Linked DNA regions of Homo sapiens: region 1 is linked to region 2. A link is an interaction called in ENCODE POLR2A ChIA-PET data of the cell type or tissue named here. Cell type or tissue: A673. All regions are shown on one strand.

Region 1 (2,500 bases), 530 kb after region 2:
GGAAATAAGGAGGAGCTCACACGTTTACAACATGCCTTTGTAGGTGAAGTGGAGAGAGCCCTGGGCTAGGACTGAGGAAACTTGGGTTCTAATTCTGTTTGGTCTCTGTTGTAACCTTAGGTAAATCATCTCCCCTGGGGCATCAGTTTCCCTATATGCAAATTAGTGGAGAGGATTTTAGGAGGGATACTCTGGTGGGCTTTCACGCAAGAACTAAACTCATTTATTTTCGAGATAAGAGACTCTGAGGTCCAATCCCCCTTTCCCCTTCTGTCCCATGGGGTATGCAGGCAACAGGAGCAGGAGGCCCGTTTTACAAATGGTGGCCCAGGAAAAGCGAGCACAAGGCGCAGAGCTGAGGGATGACTGCCCGGGTTTACACAGCCTGTAAACTAGAACTCAAGTCTCCCGACTCCCAGCCTCGACCTATGTTACTGGCAGCAGAAGATGCTTTTGGGAGTCACCAGGTTTCCCGGGACTAGGTCAGACAGGGTGAAGGACACAGTGAGGTGTAGAGGGAATGGGCAAGTCAGCTCCGCAGAGCCGGTGGCTCCAGCCAAATGAGACTGTGCTGGGTCCTGAAATGTCGTTTCTGCGTGTGCACTGGCTGCCAGCTGCAAGTGTTCGCTTGCACGTCTGTGGGTGTGGAGGAACTTTTCTTGTGGCCGTCTTGAGGGCTGGGAATAACGGCGCAAGTCCCCACGGTTTCCAGACGGGGCGCGCAGAGCCCAGCTCCCTACTCCCACATGCTGCTCCACGATCACTGCGCTCGGGAGGATCGGGGAGGATCCGGGAGGACTAGCTTGGTATTTGCAGCGCCCACCCCTCCCCCACTCCCCCTCGGTTCCACAGTCTCACGGAGAGCGCGCCGTGGCCCTTGGAAGGGAGGCGGGAAGACCCCTCATTTCCACCCCAGGCCGCAGCTCAGCCTTCCCAGCTGGGTGGGTGCCTTACCTGCCTCTCAGCAAGGCTCCGGGGCGCCCGTTTGCTCGCTGGACACGGCGCCCTCTGACCGAGGGTGGCCCAAGCGCTGCGACCCTGTGCATTCCACCAGCCCCGTTCCACTCCGCGGGTGCCCAGCACCGCCCAGCGCGCTCTCTGGCTCTGGGCTCCCACCCGCGCTCGGCTCCCTTTTCCCTCCCCCGGGCGTCCCCTCCCCCTGCCCCGCCCGGGCCCCAGCACACCCACTTCTCCCCGGGCTGGCCTGGAGTGCCTCCGCCCAGCTCCTTGGCCTCCCCCGGCTGTGGGCTCCGACCCTTCCGTCCCCTGCAGCGCCTGCTTCCTGGACCAGAGACCGAAAGCCTCTCGCTCCGCTGGGCCTCAGCAAGCCCAGCATGAGGCCGATCTCCAGGAGTCGGTTTTGCTCCAGTGTGGCTGTGTGGTGGTGGGCGAGTCGCTGCCCCTCACTGGGCCTTGGCCTGGCTGTAAAGTTGGTACAGTTCCTCCATGCATTCTTCACAGGCTTATGGTTGAGGTCAGATGAGACCTTTGAGTCCAAAGTATTAAAACCAAAGGGTCAACAGCAAAATAATATGATTCTTACACAAACTCTTTTCCACACAGGACGCAGAGGCCCAGTTGGAGAAGGGATTTGCCCAGGTAGCAGAGCCCAGACCCAAAATCCACTACACACCCCTCTGTCTCTGAGTAGCACCAGCAAATGTTTCCTCCACCAAGCCTCAAAAGTTCGTGACAGTGCCTGACCAACTTGTGTTCAGCCGCACCTTACTCATCTCTGTCCCAGAACAGTTTATTTTCCCACCACCATGCCCTCACTCAAACTGTTGTTTCCTTGCTGGTGACATTGCAGGCTTCAGAGAACTGGGGCAGCCGGGGCAGCTGAGGAATAAGAGCCAGGAGGCTAGTGGCAGAGGAAGGGACAGTTGCAGAGAATTTCTCCGGGGGACCCTGTGGGGTGCCCTTTTACCAGCTCACTGCCTCAGAATAATTAATAACAGCCTCAGGCCAGCTCTTTCACTCCCTTGCAAAGGTCTGCTCCAGGATATCTGAAGCACATACTCTCAATTACAGAATCCCAGAATATATCTAAGAAGTGCTATCGTTTTAAAAAGACCTACTACAAGGTGGGTATATTGTATATTGTATACAATATACAAGGTGGGTATATTGTACCCACCTTGTTTTGACCCTACTATTCCTTTTTCTCAGTCTGGAGATCACCTCTCAGAAAAGTCATCCTAATCACCTAAGCATGCAATCTCAGTTTCCTTCCTTCCTTCCTTTCTTTCTTCCTTCCTTCCTTCCTTCCTTCCTTCCTTCCTTCCTTTAGACAGGATCTCACTGTGTCACCCAGGCTGGAGTGCAGTGGAGTGATTATGGCTCACAGCAGCCTTGAACTCCTGGGCTCAGGTGATCCTCCTCCCTTAACCTCCTGAGTAACTGGGACACACCACTATGTCTGGCTAATTTTTGTATTTTATAGAAATTGGGTTACTCCATGTTGCCCAGGCTGATCTCGAACTCCTGGGCTCAAGTGACC
Region 2 (2,500 bases):
AATCGCAGGCACTCGGCAGGCTGAGGCAGGAGAATCAGGCAGGGAGGCTGCAGCGAGCCGAGATGGCAGCAGTACAGTCCAGCTTTGGCCCGGCATGAGAGGGAGACCGTGGAAAGGAGAGGGAGAGGGAGACGGGAGAGGGAGAGGGAGAGGGAGAGGGAGACGGGAGAGGGAGAGGGAGACGGGAGAGGGAGAGCGAGGAGAGATGAGATTTTAAACACAGCACTCCTTTTTCCCTATATGAGTGATGTGAGATTCTTTTTTTTTTTTTTTTAATTGAGACGGAGTCTCGCTCTGTTGCCCAGGCTGGAGTGTAATGGCATGATCTCAGCTCACGGCAGCCTCTGCCTCCTGGGTTCAAGTGATTTCTCCCTACCTCAGCCTCTCGAGTAGCTGAGATTACAGGCCCCTGCCACCACACCTGTTTAATTTTTGTATTTTTTTCTGTAGAGACGGGGTTTCACCATGTTGGCCAGGCTGGTCTCGAACTCCTGAACTCAGGTGATCCACCAGCCTTGGCCTCCCAAAGTGCAGGGATTACAAGTGAGCCACTGCGCCCGGCCTGAGCCAGTGCACCCGGCCAGATGCTTTCTTAACATGTTTCCATTTGAGGGGAGTAAGAGGCTGACTGGTTGGGTGTGGTGGCTCATGTCTGTAATCTCAGCACTTTGGGAGGTGGTGGCGGGTGGATCACTTGAGCTCAGGAGTTCAAGATCAGCCTGGGCAACATGGTGAAACCTCGTCTCTACCACAAATTATTTAAAAAAAAAAAATCGGCTGGGCGTGGTGGCTCATGCCTGTAATCCCAGCACTTTGGGAGGCCGAGGCTGGTGGATCATGAGGTCAGGAGTTCAAGACCTGCCTGGTCAAGATGGTGAAATCCTGTCTCTACTAAAAATACAAAAATTAGCTGGGTGTCGTGGCACGCACCTGTAATCCCAGCTACTCGGGAGGCTGAGGCAGGAGAATCACTTGAACCCAGGAGGCGGAGGTTGCAGTGAGCCGAGATAGCACTACTGCACTCCAGCCTGGGCGACAGAGCAAGACTCTATCTCAAAAAAAAAAAAAAATTATCTGAGCATGGTGGCATGCCCTCGTGGTCCCAGCTACTCTGGAGGCTGAGGTGGGAGGATCACTTGAATCCAAGAGGTGGAGGTTGCAGTGAGCTGTGATCATGCATCATGCCACTGCGCTCCAACCTTGGTGACAGAGTGAGACCCTGTCTCAAAACAACAACAAAGAAGAGGCTGACTGAAGGAGTAGTACTTAGGGAAGATACTGCTGAAGAAAAAGAATGGGGAGAGGGAGAGAAAAAGAAGGTTATATTGTGTGGCATTGTGCTGGGGTGATCAGACCCAACACCAGGTCGTGGGGGTTATGAAGTCCGGTGGAGTCAAAGGAATGAGACAAGACAAGAGTGCATAAAGTGGGTCCAGGGGGCCAACACCAGTATGGCAGCTGTGAAGGCCCTGAGCTCTGGAAGCCCACATTATTTTTTGGTGATCAAAGAAGCAGGTGGTGAGGACGTGAGGATGTGGGGGTAGAAAGGAAGCAGTGCATCAAGCGTTTGACCTATAGCTGTGGTGGTTTAGCATTTTCTTTTAAGCATATGGAATATGCTCTGCTACTCGAGATAATGGAGAACATGTTTTTCTACCTCAAGATGCAATCAATTTATGAGCCTGGGAGAGCAAGAAGCAAGGAGCCAGCAAGTCTAGACACATTCCAGAGGCCATGAGGTGTTTTATGCCCTCAGCCCTGGATTCCATCCAAGCCACGAGGGGTTTTATGCCCTGAGCTTAGATTGTGGTGCGGCAGGGCAGCCTTCCACTCTTTGGCACAGAGCTTGGTGTTCCAAAGGCCATGAGGGGTTTTAGACCCTGGACTCAGGACAGTTCCAAGACTCTTTTACATTATGTCAGACAAGCAAGTCTTGCCTCAGCCCTTCTACCAACATGTCTCCCTTTTCTTTTTTGCAAAACCGCCACAGCTATCATTGCTTGTTCTTGGTGGCGGCTTTCTCTCCAGAGGTGGCTTCTGCATTTGCCAACTAACATGAGACAGCACAAGCACATAATTATTAGAATAAAGTTTACAAATGTAGAACTTCCAGTGGCCTTAATCCATTTAAGAGGATTGACTGCAGACAACCCATCAGCTGCCTTGCTCAAAATATCGGTTCCAGGGAGCAGGGTTAAGTGAGCCTGAGAGGTTTCAAAAACCTGCTCTTTTAGTTTTACGATATTGAGGGTGAGATTTTCCTCTTTTCTTTCCAAATGGTGTTTAACTTTTTCCCATTGGTGTTCTGTTTCATTATAACTATGGAGAGTGATACAAAAATCAGATGTATCCAGTCACATTGTATTTGAATTCTATTTTCTAAACTCATAATACGAACCCCCATCCAAATTACAGTCTGATGGAGATCATTAATTTGATTAACTATTTTTTGATCTGTTTGAAGCTGAGAGTTCCATAATTTTGTGGAATTTTTCTGCCA

The links. ChIA-PET counts read pairs that join two places held together with the same protein. Peaks named below come from ENCODE experiments on the same cell type or tissue, not always from the same donor. Only the 100,000 strongest peaks of a DNase experiment are listed, where the experiment ranks them.
Region 1: POLR2A ChIA-PET joins it to region 2 with 6 read pairs; 2 of 35 experiments call an interaction of 5 or more read pairs at or near these places.

What each region holds. Positions count from the first base shown.
Region 1 is chr11:74,466,444-74,468,943 of GRCh38, forward strand. It overlaps KCNE3 (potassium voltage-gated channel subfamily E regulatory subunit 3), which reads right to left and starts at 1,106. Exons shown (of 3, transcript NM_005472.5): 1 at 955-1,106. In A673, no CTCF peak of the experiment used is centred here; DNase peaks (open chromatin) are centred at 788, 1,238, 1,888 and 2,298; H3K4me3 peaks cover 2,071 bases; H3K27ac peaks cover 2,500 bases.
Region 2 is chr11:73,937,552-73,940,051 of GRCh38, forward strand. No RefSeq gene overlaps it. Among named protein-coding and RNA genes, the nearest start is that of DNAJB13, 12 kb to the right of the region's middle. In A673, no CTCF peak of the experiment used is centred here; no DNase peak of the experiment used is centred here.